2 separate regions of the Homo sapiens genome follow, and region 1 is linked to region 2. A link is a loop called in an ENCODE intact Hi-C map of the cell type or tissue named here. Cell type or tissue: ascending aorta. All regions are shown on one strand. Each heading gives the region's core, and the rest is flanking DNA. Links, peaks and the distances in the headings are about the cores only. Region 1 overlaps SPON1 (spondin 1). Region 2 overlaps SPON1 (spondin 1).

Region 1 (8,341 bases), core at 18-8,017, 100 kb before region 2:
TACATTGATGACACACACCTCCTTTGTTCTCCCCTACCTCATTCAAGGCTTAATTCCATGTAGTATGGGTAAGTGGGCACTTGTGGTTGGTAGAAATAAAATGACACTCAGAGTGGTGATAGGGTAAGGAGTCAAATAAAGATTCTGTCACAGATACTCGATACAGAAATTAAGACATTGTTTGAAAGGTATGATTTGAGTCATATGAAACCTCTTGTTTGCTTTCAGTTGAGTCTTCAAACAAATCCAGATTACAGTAGGACAAGCTGCCAGAGTGATTTCGTGATGCCTGTTCTTTAATAAAACTGGCACAGGCTGCCTTTGCTGGAAGGGTATAGAGCTGGCCTCTTAGCATTACTTCTTAACCTCTACAGTTTTATAAGACAGCATCATGATCCCTGGGAATTTTTCTGAGAATCTCTGTATGAGAGAAATGTGGGACAGTCTTATTCAAGACTTACAGAATATTTGACTCACTAAAATATCTATTTTTACAGTAACTGAGCCAAAATATTGCAAATAGAAGGCAAATTTAAGTGAGAGATCATTAATATATTACCTTAAGATTTAGAAGACAATTTAGCAATATCTATCAAAATTATACGTTTTCTTTTTTCTATTGTAGTAAAAGAAAACACATAATATTTACCATCTGAACCATTTTTAAGTGCACAGTTCAGGAGTGTTAGGTATATTCACATTGTTGTGTGTATATTTTCCTTATACATCAACATAATAAAATAATTCTATATCTAGGAATATGTCTTTCTGAAATAGTCTTGTGCAAAAGTATATGAGGAAGAATATTCATTATAGTATTTTATTTTTAAGAGATGGAACAAGCAAACTTTCATCAATAGGGGTCATATTAGAAACTCTGGATGCATTTAACGGGTCAAATACCATGCAGCTATTAAAAAGAATAAGGCAGATTTGTGTGTACTGATACAGAATGCTCCCTGGTGTATATAGTTAGATGGGAAAAAAGCAGAACAGTGTGTATAGCTTGATTCCATATATGAAAAATGGCAGGTTAGAGTGAAATGATTATATTCATGTATAGGATTATATATGCATAGAATATCTCTATGAACATACACCAGAAACTCCTTGCCTCTAGAGCACACAGAGAGTAAGGGGCAGAACTGAAAGGTTCATTCACATTTTGCCATACGGCCTCTTGTATTGCTTGAATTTTACCATGAACACAAATTACTATACTTTTTTTTTTTTTTTTTGAGACAGAGTCTCTGTCTGTTGCCCAGGCTGGAGTGCAGTGGCACCGTGTTGGCTCACTGCAACCTCCATCTCTCAGGTTCAAGCAATTCTCCTGCCTCAGCTTCCCGAGTAGCTGGGATTACAGGTGCCCACCACCATGCCCGGCTAATTTTTACATTTTTAGTAGAGACGGGGTTTCACCATGTTGGCCAGGCTGGTCTCGAACTCCTGACCTCAGGTGATCCACCTGCCTTGGCCTCCCAAAGTTCTGGGATTACAGGCGTGAGCCACCACACCTGGCCTACTGTACCTTTTTAAAAGAATAATATTTAAATGAACAAAGAAAACTTGGATAAGAAACCAAATATTCCCCCCAAAAAAAATACTGCATAACTTAATCTGTAAATTTAAAGTGTTCCCTCAAAAATCCCAGATAATTTTTTAAAAATTATACAGGCTGACGCTATAGAAATAGAAAACTAAACAGTCAACAATAGTCAGAAAATGTTTGAAAAAGCATATAATGAAGGGAAGACTGGCTAAACCAGATATAAAAACGTTATAAAACAACATTAACTAAAACTGTGTGAAGCTAGAGAGTGAATACACAGATCAATAGAATCTAATAGAAAGTCCAGAAATAGACACAAATTCTTTGTAAGTTAAGTATATGAAAAAAGTATAATTTTATATCAGTTGGAAAAACACTAGATCCTTCAATAAGTGGTAATGGCACAACTGGAAGCCATCTGGAAAAAATATTTTTCTTCATACCTTAATCCTGGAACCAATACAAGCTCCAAATATATCAAAAATTTAAATATTTTTAAATGAAAACATAAAAACGTTAGAAGAAAACATGAAAGAACCTTTTTTTTTTTTTTTTTTTTTTTTTTTTTTGAGACGGAGTCTTGCTCTGTTGCCCAGGCTGGAGTGCAGTGGTGCGATCTTGGCTCACTGCAGCCTCCACCTCCCGGGTTCAAGCAATTCTCCTGTCTCAGCCTCCTGAGTAGCCGGGACTATAGGCACCTGCCACCATGCCTGGCTAATTTTTGTATTTTTTTTTAGTAGAGACAGGGTTTCACCTTGTTGGTCAGGCTGGTCTCAAACTCCTGACCTCAGGTGATCCACCTGCCTTGGCCTCCCAAAGTGCTGGGATTACAGGCGTGAGTCACTGCGCCTGGCTGGAACCATTTTTATAACCTAGAACAAAGCTTCTTCCAAGCACATCACAAAACCCGGAGATCATAAAAGGTTAATGAAGTAAACTAAAAACATTTCTTTTTTTGAGATGGAGTCTCACTCTATTGCCCAGGCTAGAGTGCAGTGGCACAAACTTGGCTCACTGCAACCTCTGCCTCCAAGTTTCAAGTGATTCTCCTGCTTCAGCCTCCCAAGTAGCTTGGATTACAGGCACCCACCACCAGCCTGGCTAATTTTTATAGTTTTAGTAGAGATGGGCTTTCACCATGTTGGCCAGGCTGGTCTCGAACTCCCGAACTCAACTGATCTGCCTGCCTTGGCCTCCCAAAGTGCTGGTATTATAGGCATGAGCCACCACGGCTGGCCCAAAACATTTTTTAAGTAGTGGAAAATACTAAGACTTTTTTTTTTTTTGAGAGGAGTCTCGCTAAACAAAGGGCTAATTTTTTTTTGATATATAAAGAGCTTCTTATGGTCAGTTTTTAAAAGACCAACAAACCAATAGATCAAAACACATGGACAGGTCTCAGAAAAGGAAAATGAGATGGCTTTTAGATATTATAAATGATGTTCAACTTCATTTACAATCATAGAAATACAAATTAGTTTCACAGAGCTACAATTTTTGATCTGTTAGACTTTTGACAACTATATTGTCAGAGGTGTAGGGAAACACCTTTCTACACTGGAGAGCGCTTTCTTCTGACTCAGCAGTTCAGTCAGAAATTTATATACACAGATATACTCACATTTAGGCACATTCTATTTATTGGACATTGTAACACAAGAGTGGAATAAATTAAATATCCATGAATAGGGGACCAGTTAAATAAATATGAGATTTTGATATTAAACATTTCCAAGACAAATTGTTTCATTAAAAAAGAAAATGCAGCAGGGTACTCATGATTGGTCCCATTTGTGCTATCTTTCTAAAGATGTGTACTTACGTCTCTTGAAGGGTATATAAGAATATTAATAGTGGTTGCCTCTGGGGTGGAGAGTTAAGAGATTGCGGAAAACGAAGAGAGGGACCTTTCACTGTATTCCCTTTGGTGCCTTTGGAATGTGGTACCATGTTTTTGTGCTATCTATTCAAAAAGTAATTATTTTATAGTTGAAATAAAAAAAAATAAGCCAACCAACCAACAAACACCCAAGCTTAGGAACATTTAAACGATGCTGTATCTGAAAGCACATTGTGGGGTCTTGGTAGATCGTTCTCCTCCTGGTGACCAAGAGAGCTACAGTCCACCTGTTATTTTAGGTGAGAAAACTGAGGCTCAGAAAATATACTTCACATGTCCAAATGCTAGTGGCAACACAGGACTTTTGACTTCCCTCCTGGTACTTTTTTCTGTCTCTGCTAAAAGAGAAGAGACATAGGCAGCCCTGAAAACGTCACTCTGGTGTATGTACTCCTCCAGTGTACTGAAACATTTACTTTTCACCAGATTGTGTCTCTGAGACAGTTTAGAGCTGGACTTTTCAATGAATACTTGCCATCTAGTGGTAAAAAAAGATGTGTGCACCTAACATAGACTGCATTCATTCATTCATTCATGCATCAAACACCATACAGTCATGCACTGCATAACATTTCAGTCAACGACAGACTGCATCCATGACAGTGGTCCCTTAAGATTATAATGGAGCTAAAAATTCCCATTGCCTAGTATTCACTATACTGTAATTTCTATCATTATTTTAGAGGGTACTCCTACTTATTTTTTTTAAGTTAGCTATAAAACAGCCTCAGGCAAGTCCTTCACAGGTATTCCAAAGGAAGGCATTGTTATCCTAGAAGCTGAAAGTGATGAGTTACTGCCCCCGAGGACCTTCCAGTGGGACAAGGTGTGGAAGTAGAAGTCAATGATGTTGATGATCCTGACCCTGTAAAGGCTTAAGCACATTTTTTAAAATGTGTGTGTTTACATCTTAGCTTTTAACAAAAAAGTTTAAAAAGTTAAAAAAAGAATTAAAAAGGCCTGTAGAATAAGGATATAAAGAATGAAAACATTCTTGTACAACATGCACTGTGTTGTTGTTTTAAGCTAAGTATTATTACAGTCGTTAAAAAGGTAAAAAAAAGTGTATAAAGTAAAAAGTTAGAATAAGCTAAGGTTAATTTATTATTGAAGAAAAGTGTTTTTATAAATTTAGTGTAGCCTAAGTGTACAGTGTTTATTAAGTCTACAGTAGTGTGCAGTAATGTCCTAGGCCTTCACATTCACTCACCACTCACTGACTGACACAGAGTAACTTCCAGTCCTGCAAGCTCCATACAGGTGTACCATTTGTTATCTTTTATACCTTATTTTAATGGTACCTTGATATGTTTAAATATACAAATACTTACCATTGCATTACAATTGCCTATGGTATTCAGTACAGCCACATGCTGTACAGGTTTATAGCCTAAAAACAATAGGCTATACCATATAGCCTAGGTGTGTAGTAGGCTAGACCCTCCAAGTTTGTGTAAGTACCCTCTATGATGTTTGCACAATGAAGAAATTGCCTAATGACACATTTCTCAGAGCATATCCCCGTTGTTAAGTGAGGCATGACTGGGAAATCACTTGTCCTTAAGGCACTCCTAGTCTCTTGGGAAAGACTGACAGAAAAACAGGTGATTACACCAGTATGATGAAGAGACAACTGCACTCCCATGTTTATTGCGGCATTATTCACAATAGCCAAGATATGGAATCAACATAAGTGTCCATCAACAAATCAATGAATAAAGAAAAATTGGTGTATATACACAATAGAATACTATCTAGCCATAAAAAAGAATGAAATGCCATCATTTGAGGCAATGTAGATGAGCTTGGTTGACATTTTGTTAAGTGATAATAAGCCAGGCATGGAAAGATAAATATCACATGCTCTCACTCATATGTGGGAGCTGAAAAAGTTGATCTCATAATAGTGGAGTGTGGAATAGTGGTTACTGGAGACTGGGAGTCAGGGGATGGTGAGAGGTTAGTTAACGGATGCAAGATTGCAACTAGATAGAAGGAATAAGTTCCAATGTCACTGGAGCATGACTGTAATTAACAACAATCTACAGTATGTTTTCAAATATAGCTAGAAGAGCAGATTTTGAATGTTCTCAACGCAAAGAAACAATAAATGAGGTGATATGCATGCAAATTACCCTTTGATTATTTTACATTGTGTACATGTATCAAAATATCACACTATACCCTGTAAATATGTACAAAACTATGTGTCAACTAAAAATAATAATAAAAGATAAAAGAATAGAAAAATGGGGAACAAAAAGACCCATGGTGAGCGTGAAACTAAAAAAATAGAATAGAAAATGTCTCATTAATGTTTTCGTTATATTGATTACCTGCTGAAATGGTAATCATTTGTGAAAAAGAAAAATAGGTGATTCCACTACAGTGCAACTAAGGCTAGGAAAGTCAAGTACAGGACACAGGGAGCACAGTGTAGGGCTTAACCTTGCCTTGGGAAATTGCAGGTATCAGGAGCAACACTGAACTCACTTTTCTGGATTCTCAGTAGATGCTAAAATTACCTCCTTTCTTGTCTTCCTCTTGCTGGACCCCATCAGGACCAGGATAGCAGTTTTTGTTGTTACGTTCTCTGTGTCTGAGGATGGACTCATTAACTGATCATGTTAGGAAGGCAGCCAGTGTATGCCCTTTGGCTACATGGAGTAGCTGTTCCAAGAGCTGAATCCGTGCCACCGTTGCATCTGGTCTGCAGATCTGTTTTCCAAAGAGCCATATGCGAATGCATTGTTCATTTCCCACCTCTGGTCAGAACATCTGTGGAATGTCCCTCCTGCCCATGTAGTTTTTCAGCTCTGTTATCCTGAAGCTCTTTCAAAGGTTAGCCTTTCATTCTCCAAGCAAACAAGTTCTTGTAGCCCATAGAAGATGTCCTCCATAGAAACCAAAGCAGTCCACCCAGCTTGCCTAGAATGAAAGGTGCCTAAAGTGGTAGGGGGTGGACCTGCAAAGAAAGGTGGAGTCCTTTCATAAATGAACTTAAATACCAGGCTGGAGAGATGCAGAGATTACAAGTAGACCTAAAGTAATTAGGAAGCCATTGAGGGTTTCTGAGCAAGGAAGCGACCAGAGACCAACGTATTTGTTCATTCAACAAATAATTGTCAACATCTACTGTGTGCAAAGCTCTGAGTGAGACCCTGTGCTACAGACCCCAGCACAGAGATGAATAAGACCCAGGGTGGGAGACATGTCATCCTCCTGGGTTATAATGCCTTCTACCTCCATGCAACAGCTTAAATTTTTTGTCTCAGAGAAGGAAAGAAATGTCAGAGCATAAGAAATTAGTGACAGAAATTATAAACTATAAATCACAGTTCTAATTGTTCTATAATCATGTAAACATAGCAATTTTTCTTTAACATAGAAATATACAAATCAAAGATAAAACAGGAGCCCCATCTCATGGAGAGATAGTCTGCTGCCTCTTCAGATTCTACCTCAACATTATAACATGTCCTTTTGACACTGTGGAGCCAATAAGGTTTCCATCCCTAGAAGACCTTTCTCTCCCAATCTGTATCCATCAGAATTCCACTCAACCTTCCATACCCTCCTTGCCAGAATACCTTTCCAACTCCTTCCAAATGCATGTCATTTCTGCCTCCTTGGATCTTCCAGACCATATTGTAACCCCATTTGGCCCAGTTCCTGCCTTGTATTATGGGTGTCTGCTCCTAAAAACAAAAGTAGGAGTCAGTCTGAGCTGGGGTGTAGTCTGGAATCACCCCTCCATCTCCCTAGTCATGCTTTTCATATGTCTCATAGTACATTGAGAAGTGTCTGTTGAATTGAGTTGAATGCTTTAGACCTCGGTTCACTGACAGAGGGACTCCTTTAGCAAAGTTAGCCATTTTACCTCCTTTGTCTCCATAGCTACTTCCAGTTCTCCAAACTACAACCTATTTCCCAACAGACTCCAGTTACAGTACTTCTTAATTTATCTTCTATTCAAAGGCAAAACTACTGCTTCATTAATCAATGAGTAAGGAAAATCAAAAGCTTATTAACTAGCAAGCCAATGCTCTTCTAAAGGGCATTGATCCATGTATGTTATGGGCAGCCTGTTCATTGATAGCTACAGCTCTTGGAGAGCAGCTCTCTGGAGTAGCATTGGGGAAACTGAAATCTTATTTTGAAATAGCTTTTAAATGCATGGAAACACATCTGATTCTTACTGGGAATTTCTTGATAGGGAATACAGAAGGGAAGACTATTTGCTTGTCAGTAATATGATATAGAGACAAATCATTTCATAGGATTTCATAAGTGCATATATGTAACCAAGAAACACAGGTACTTTCATATTATCTTGAGAAAAATGAATTCATTCTTTAAAATGCAATGACTTCCCTGCATAATGCATTCAAGAATCAATGCAAATATAAAGGATGTGTTTATTGGCTTGTGATCTGTATTCATGACTGCAAGCATGGTTGGATCTTTTGAGATGGGGGTTTCCTCTGTTTCAGTGGCCAAGGGATATTCTTTCTCAAATGGACATGGTGATCATTTGAAACTTATCCCATGCATAGTGACCCCAAATTCGAGTAAATATATATCAAGTACATATAATACACAAAGAAGTGAGTCTGAAGTCAACCTCCAAGCACTCCAAATTAGGGCCCTAAGACAACTGCAGAATTTGTTGCAGGGCAGATGTATGGCCTGGTTTAGAACTTTATTATTTTGACCTCCATTCGCATGTTAGTTTTACTTCTTCTTCTATCTTCAATCTTTTACAACATACATCCTTTACTTATTAGATTCTAATATATTAGCATTTAACATACTTTTACTATTTCTTGGACAATGGAAAAACCTTAGAACACTGTAATTCCCTTTAGCCCATGTATTAGTCTGCTCTCACA
Region 2 (8,341 bases), core at 31-8,030:
GGGTACCAATTTTTACACCATTAAGGAGTCTTTATACCAGTTTTCTCTTGAGGAGCCTGGGCTTAAACAGATGTAAACTGCAAATCAAAGCACATTCAGGAAAGAGATAGGAAGGGAGGGAGAGAGGAAAGAGAGAGCAGTCCTTTTTACCTTCAGCATCCCCTTGGGTCCAAGTAGGCGCTGACATTTATTATCCCTTTTAATCCTAATAACCATGAGGTAGGTATTGCAATGTCCATTTTACCAATGACCAAACTGAGACTCAGAGGTCCTATGACAGCAAGGGTGGATATAGAATGCCAACAGTACCCAGCTGATTCTAATGCCTGTGCTTTTCACTATAACACGATCCTTCCAATTAAGTAACAATTCATTCATTTTCCCATGTCTAAATTAATCAAGACATATATACCTGCCAATGAGCCTTCTGATTGGCATGAAATTAACAATGTGACCACACCAAATGGTCTCACACCTACCCCAAAACAAACAAAATCTTACTTTCACTTACCCTGTATCCTATCAAGGAGGACTGAAACATCCTTGATAGGAGGGTCCCCCCAAAAAAAGTCCTGTGAAAGGTGCTTAGGGCAACTGTGGTGAGCACAGCACAGTTCCTTATGGAGATTACAATTCAGTGGGGAGAGATATTTACTAAATGATCACACAAATAAATGTGACATGTCTATGAAGGAAAGGCATAAAGTGCCATTAGGGGGGTTAGAGATAGCTTCCCCCTAAAAAGGCAATGAAGCTAAGATCTAAGGAAGCAGTAGGAGTTAACTAAGCAAAGAAGAAAACAAAGGGGAGAACATTTTAGAAAATCTGGAGAGACCATCATGTATCTGCAAAGGCCCTGTATGAGGAGGGAGTAGAGTATGTCTAAGGCACTAAAAGGCTTTGGTCTAACTAGATCCAGAAATCAAAGATGAGTTTGGTGTGGGGCCAAGCCATGTAACATTTGAAATTTTTTATTTGAATTTTTGCATTAAAAGTCATGAGTAAGACCAGGTGTACTGGCTCACACCTGTAATCTTAACATTTTGGGAGGTGGAAGCAGGAGGCTCACTCGAGCCCAGGAGTTTGAGAACAGCCTGGGCAACAAAGCAAGACCCCCATCTCTACAAAAAATTTTAAAAACTAGCCAGGCGTGGTGGCTTGTGCCTGTGGTCTCAGCTACCTGGGAGGCTGAGGCAGGAGGATCACTTTAGCCGAGGAGGCTGAGGCTGCAGTGAACCATGCACTCCAGTCTGGGTGACAGAGCGAGACCCTGTCTCAAATAATAATGGTAAATCATTGAAGGGTTTTAAGCAAAAGGGTGACATGATCATATTTGCATTAAAAAATAAAAAGCAATAACAGCACTCGGCCCCTGTGTGAAAGGGTAGATGCGGGAGCCCAGTGAGGGGGGCTACTTCAGAAAACCGGAGAGAATTAACTGTGACTTCACTAGGATGGTGGTGGTGGTGGAAAAGGAGAGAGGTACAGAGATGTGTGAGGCACGTAGGAGGTAAAATCAACAGGCTGTGGCGATAGGTGGAGTAAGGGGGTGGAGAAAGAGCAGTCAAGATGTTTCCCATGTGTCTGGCTGGCATAATGAAAGAGTGGTGAAGCCACTCACAAGGCTGAAAACGTTAGATGAAGTTCAGTGGGAAAGATCATGGGATCAGTTCTAAGTGTAAGTTGTTAAGATGTATTCAAGATTTCCAGTTAGAGGTGTTAAGTACATGGTTGGCTAGATAGCTCTGGAACTCAGGGCAAGAATTCTGCACTGAGATCTAAAATTGGGAGCCCTCAAGGAATGGGAGACAATGCCAAGGGCATAAGAATAGGAATCAAGGGCTTAGGACTGAGTTCCAAAGATCTCTACTATTGAATGTTGAGGAATCTTGCCTGCAAAGGACACAGCAAAGGAGCAGCAAAGAAATTGGTAAGGAAGCTTGGTACCGAGAAAGCCAGGGGAAGAAAGTGTTTGAGGCGGGTGGTTGGCTGTGCCCAGTGCAGCCGAGAAAACAAGAAAGATCAAGGCTACAGGAAGCCCTTTGGGTTTATCGACAGGAAGGTCATCAGTGACCTTACGGAGAATCCTTTCTGCTGAGTGATGAGGGGGAAAAACAGCCCGGAGCAGGTGAGCTGTGAACAGAGCATGAGGTTATGGAGTCAGCAAGTACAGACCACTCTTCTGTGAAGTTTGCTATGAAAGAAGAGAACCTGGCTCCAAGGGGATGAAAGAGTCAAAGGAGCATTTTTTTTTTCTTTTTTAAGATGGGAGAGACTTTCTGAAAAACTGAAATGAATATTTTGGGACACCTTCCCACATTTCACCTACCCCTCAGACTTCCTGAGGCCTCCGTGGAACAAAATTAATTGATGGCAAACACTCAGACCTCCCAAACACCCAAAACCTCTGCACTCGGCGCTACTGGCTTGTTAAGGGAAAAGAATTTTCCTTTGATTTTCCCATACCCCAGTCTCCCCTTTCCTCTTCCAAATCTCATTAGGAAGTCAAATTAGGAAGCCTACATGCAGCCAAGTTTTGTTTTGCAGAAACAGCCTTGCCTCTCTTTGCTGAGCCTGCCTGATTGAGGTTAATGGGATTCCAGCCTCCCTCGCCGCCCAGTGGAAAGCCAGGGTGACCTACTTTGCAAGGTCCTGCCCGTTGAAACTGACTTGTTTTTCAATGATCTGCATCTTTATCCCCAGGACCACTTCTCAAAGGACAGCCATGAATGAGCAAATTAGCTGCTGACTTGTTTAGCTCAATAAATCAAGCTGTGGCTCCGACAGCCCAGGGTGCAGGTAGAGACAGGAAAGGCAGACTCTGAACAAAACCCACATCCTTTCCTAGTTCCTCCGGTGCCTAAGTAGAAAATGCCCAGATTTCCTACAAATCAATTCTGAATGTCCATCATCCAGTTCCTCCAATTGCATCTGAATGCTAAGAATTACTGGGACTTTTACAAATAACTTTTATTTCCTTCCTTAAAATGAATCCTGCAAACCACTGTCACCACCTTAAATTATTCCCAGCCACTCTGCCGGATTAACATTGATTAGATAAAGGTCGTGTTTGTGAGGCCAGTGGAGTAGAGACATGGTCACCTTCTCCAGAAATCCAAAGCCATGCTCCCCAGGAGGCCAGAGATTTCCCTTAAATTGGGCCGGAAGAGTCAGGGCTCTCCCTGCCTCCTGCAACACCTGCACAGGTCCACCGATGTCCTCGGGATGCTAAAGGAAGATGGGCTTTGGACAGAGAAGCAGGTGGTAGGTCTAAGCATCCAGATGGACCTGGAGTCCTAGATGCCTCCTGGTTATAAACACAGCGTTTTCCAACGTTGCAGGAACCTCCCTCAAACCTTTCTCCACACACACCCCTGCAGAACTTCAGCCTAGTGAATGGCTTGGGCGCCCTCTCGTGGCCAAATTGAGTTTTTGCAACTCTGAAAATTCAGATTATTGAAAACTCAGGATGAGAGACAACACAGCATATGAGTGTTTTAGGAAACCCTCCTGAGTCTCACTGGTGTGGATCTGTAATTTAGGAGGGGATGGTAAGTCTCTAGAAGCAGTATCAAAATCCTTTCTTACCTCTTTTCTTTTATGGTGTTTTGGAACATTTTGTTTGGAAAAGTTGAATGAGAAGAAAATCAACCTCTACCAAGCCCTGTTATGTGTCCCTCACAATGATAAGCAGTTTTCTCACAATAAAACCTTGGGGTAGGATGATGATGCTCCCATTTGGCAGATGTAGTAATTGCAAAGAAAGGTGAGGTGGAAGCCCTCATCACATAGCTATTAAATAAACAGCTGATTCGAATCCAGCTCTGACTGTCACCAATGCCCTGGGTTCTTTCCTCCACACCATGCTGCCTCTCCAAATGTAGAAAAAGGAAACATTTCTCTGGGTCTTCATATCTGATGTGAATTGTCTGTTCATAACTTTTCTTTATCTAGTGGGATCATTGTCTTTTTCTACATATTTGGATTAACTCTGTAGATAATATAGATATTAACACTTTGTCAGTCACACTCAATGGAGACATTTTTTGCCAGCATGTCATTTTTCTCTCCAATTCAGTACTGCTGTTTTCATTTTACAGAAGGTCTTCGTTGATAGATAATTCAATTCTTTTCTTTATAATTGCTTTTATTGTTTCAAAGTTGAAAAAATTAATATTTCTCTAGTAGATCTGAAAGCTTTATTTTTTTCTATGATCTGGTTATTTTCTATTTGACTCTGGGTCTGTTTTTTTTTTTTCTTGTGTGGTATATTAAATGTGAATCCAGTTTTTTTTTTATTACAGTTAACTTAGCCCAACCCCACTTGTCGCACAATCTTTCCTTTCCCCCTAATTTGAAAAGCCTATTTTGTATAGTCCTTATCTATAGTTTCTGGGATCTCCAGTCTGTATTGCTGATTTATATTTCTATCTTACCTGAATATCACGCTATTTTGTCTATCATGCTTTATCATATACTCTGGTATATGGTATGGCTAGATCAACTCTCTGCTAGAAAACGGATACAAATCTAAGTCCCAGGTAGAAAGATGAAACCAAATTAACAAAATATATCTTGGAAGACATGGCATATACAAAAGCATAAAAATTTTTATGACAGTTTGAACAAATTAAAGCACTCCAGTCCTATCTAGCATTTTCTAAGGAAAACTCATATAGATTCTTATTCATTTAATTATTTTTATTATAGAATAAATACTTTGAAGTGATGCTTAATTAAATTTGAAGGTCAAAGGAAATACAAGAGCTCCATGTTCATTTCTTAGATTAAGTCATTTACTTCAACAAACATTTGAAGAGAATCCATGGCATGCCAAGTTCTAAGCCAGACATTGGGATATAGCTATGAGCACGGCAGAAATGGTCCTCACTCTATTGGAACCTGATGGGAAAGGCAGATATTAACAAAAAATTCCAAAGCAAGAGTGAGTTCAGCATGCTATGGGGAGGTAGAATAGGAGTTCTAAGCAATTTGGGGAGAGGTCAGGAAATACCTCCTCCAGGAAATGTTACATAAATGGGGTCAAGGAGGGATTCTCCAGTCAAGGATAAGAGAAAGCTGCAGGGCATATCTGAAAATGCTATCAAATTGTTCTCAGGCCCTTATAGATTCAGATTTACTCTATCACCCAAGATAAGTCAGCCATGTGACCTCATAGTCAGGAATTGGCCGCCCCACGTTTCCCACACCTTGAAACACTTACCAGGGTCTAGAGGGTATCTCGCTTCAGCTACAGATTTGGATACAACAGATTGGGCCAAAATGCATTTACTGAGAATGATTTCCACAAGGCCTTGGTCTCAGATGGTTACACCCATTGGCTGGGCAGGTTCCAGGGTAATGTGTTAGGGTGGCAGTTGGTTTGGTTTCTACAGCTCTGGATTAGAACTGGTTTTGTCCCCTTAGATTGTCATTATGAATAGTCACCCATGGGGTACAGGATATGAATGACTAATCTGGCCCCAAATCACCTACTTAGGAAGACAGGAAGGCAATAGATGGAGCGGTCAGTCTCTATGACAATGGAAGAGGAAACCTGCCTCCCAGGGGACTGCTGGACCACCCCAGAGGACAGCTGCACCCAGGTGCCAGTGCTGTCTGCTCAGCAGTTACTAGAAGGCAGACCAGAACCCCGTCCTGTGAGTCCCTAGGCGAGGTAATGCCACACCTCCATAGACTGCAATCCTTGTGTGAACCAGGTCTTTAAAGAAGCTGCTAAAATCACTGACCTACATGCCAGAAAATGCACACGTGGGAAAAGGAAATTAAATCCCCTGATTTGTGCCTAAGTAGCTGATGATGTCATTGCAATACTTTAGCAGTTTATAAAGACTTCCTAATAAAGCATCTCATTTGATCCTGACAGCAACACTGCAGGTATGTATTGCTAGATGAAGATATTGAGACTTGAAGAGGGTGAGCAACTTGCCCAAGATCTAAAGCTAGAAGTGGAGGAGTTCAAGTCATCATACGCATATTTGTTCAGTCGGCCCACTGGACACCTAGGTCCTGGGGTACAGCTATGAAACACAGAGTTCCTTCAAGGAACTCCCGGTCTAAGCTGGGGAGAGGGAACAGTGAGGAAGTGATTACATTCATGGGGTCTGGCTATGGAGACCTGCGCAGAGTGGGAATCCAGCGCTATGTATCTGCCTCAGCCGAAGGCAAGACCTGCGCAGAGTGTGGGAATCCAGCGCTATGTATCTGCCTCAGCCGAAGGCAAGACCTGCGCAGAGTGTGGGAATCCAGCGCTATGTATCTGCCTCAGCCGAAGGCAAGACCTGCGCAGAGTGTGGGAATCCAGCGCTATGTACTTGCCTCAGCCGAAGGCAAGACCTGCGCAGAGTGTGGGAATCCAGCGCTATGTACTTGCCTCAGCCGAAGGCAAGACCTGCGCAGAGTGTGGGAATCCAGCGCTATGTACTTGCCTCAGCCGAAGGCAAGACCTGCGCAGAGTGTGGGAATCCAACGCTATGTACTTGCCTCAGCCGAAGGCAAGACCTGCGCAGAGTGTGGGAATCCAGCGCTATGTACTTGCCTCAGCTGAAGGCAAGACCTGCGCAGAGTGTGGGAATCCAGCGCTATGTATCTGCCTCAGCTGAAGGCAGGCAGAAAGGCTGCTGGAAGAGGTGACATGACCTGAGGCTTGAAAGATGAGTGGGCCCAGCATTCTCAAGCTTGAGGTGTATTACAATCTGGAGGGATTATTAAAACAAATTGCTGGGTCCTACCCCAAGTCTCTAATTCAGCAAATATAGGGTGGGGCTCAAGAATCTGTATTTCTAACAAGTTCCTAGAGGTTGCTGATGCTGCTGGTCCAAGGACCACACTTTTCCAATCACTGAAGAGCTTGCCCAATAGATGCAAGTACAAGTGGAACCTGCAGCTAACCTGCAGGTAGACTGGCCTGTCAGGGCCCAGGGAGCTTCTTAGGTAGCAGGTAGTGTGGGATAAGGGAGGGGGTGCATGGGAGGCAGCACCAGGACCTTGTCAATCGACGGATGCCAAAGCCAAGGCTCAGGCCAGGTTCTTCTCCACTCCTGTGGCAGAACCTAGACTGGCATCAGGCTAAAATGGAAAGTCCATTCAGGAAGGCTTTTCCTCCCACCTGTCCCCTTTCTGATCTCCATACGATCCTACAGTACTTCTCTCAGTAACACTAATGGTAATAAGAGCTCTAGGGCCAGGCAATGGGCTAAGTACTGTCTGCAAGCTAGCTCATTTGAAATTCACAGGAACCCTTTGGAGTAGACGTATGTGATCACCATTTTAAAGATTTGGACACTGAGACGCAGAAAGGTTTGATAATCTGCCCAAGGACACACAGCTGTAACAGGTGATACCAGAGCCCAAGGGGCCCAGTTCCCCAGGCCCCAGTCGGGTCTGCAGTCATTGCTTTCTGGTGCCAGGTGAGGGCAGCCAGAAGCAGCTGGTCCCAACAGAGGGCACAGGGACTTCCAGACAGCTGAGGCAGACCAGCTGCCAGCTGGACTGAACAGAACAGTTGGTCTCTGGCCAAGGATTCCCCATGATTAGCAGCCTTGGGGTGCAGAGTCAGGCCAAGCTGCCTTCAAGCCTCAGCCCCCTCCTAGCTGTGTCTATTAGTTCATTAACCACTTATTCACTTTCATGGCCTCTCTATGAGACAGGATAATAATTCTAACCCCACAGGATTGTCATGAGGGGAAAATGAAATAATATGGGACTGCCACCCGCTGTGTGCTTTGCGAATGTGACTCTTTCCTTTCCAGCCACTCTGAGTGGTTGCTGCCATGTATCTCACATGGTCCCAGCCACTCCTGAGAATCTGTGTGACACAAAGAGAGAGGTTGAAGAGCGGCCTCTGATAGCTTAGACTCAGGATGTTATTCCCAGCAACTGGGGGTGTCGGCCAAAGGTCTCTGACTCTACAGCTGGTCCCTGCTTCCCAGCTGTGAGCTGATGGGTACAGTCTGGCGCTGGACAGTGCCTGCTATTGGCAGCCTTCTGAGGGCAATAGAAACAGGAAGCTGGGGGAGATGACCCCTCTGATGGGAGGTTGAGGTGCAAGGATCACTTGAGCCCAGAAGTTTGAGGCAACAGTGAGCCATGATCACACCACTGCACTCCAGCCTGGGTGACAGAGCAAGACTCTGTCTCTGAAAGAAAAACAAAAAGAGAAACTGGATAGGGTGGTAGTATATGGTTCTCTCCACATTTGTTCAATGGATGGGCTCAGGACAGAGAAGGGTATAAACCCACAGTGGCCAAAGGCAGAATTCAGTGGGAGACCACGAATGTGGATACTCTCTGTCCCTCTCATTCTTCATAATCCAGGCAG

What was found. Hi-C counts contacts between places; a loop is a spot of excess contacts. Peaks named below come from ENCODE experiments on the same cell type or tissue, not always from the same donor. Only the 100,000 strongest peaks of a DNase experiment are listed, where the experiment ranks them.
Region 1: it touches region 2 in a loop (4-fold over the local background); 31 of 110 quality-filtered maps call a loop at or near these places.

The regions. Positions count from the first base shown.
Region 1 is chr11:14,144,930-14,153,270 of GRCh38, forward strand. All of the region lies in intron 6 of SPON1 (spondin 1), which reads left to right. Among named protein-coding and RNA genes, the nearest start is that of SPON1, 190 kb to the left of the region's middle. In ascending aorta, for the core only: CTCF peaks have their summits at 3,937 (motif pointing left) and 4,138; no DNase peak of the experiment used is centred there.
Region 2 is chr11:14,246,121-14,254,461 of GRCh38, forward strand. The region is part of intron 7 of SPON1 (spondin 1); the gene reads left to right. Among named protein-coding and RNA genes, the nearest start is that of RRAS2, 110 kb to the right of the region's middle. In ascending aorta, for the core only: CTCF peaks have their summits at 2,646 and 3,414 (motif pointing left); a DNase peak (open chromatin) is centred at 3,381.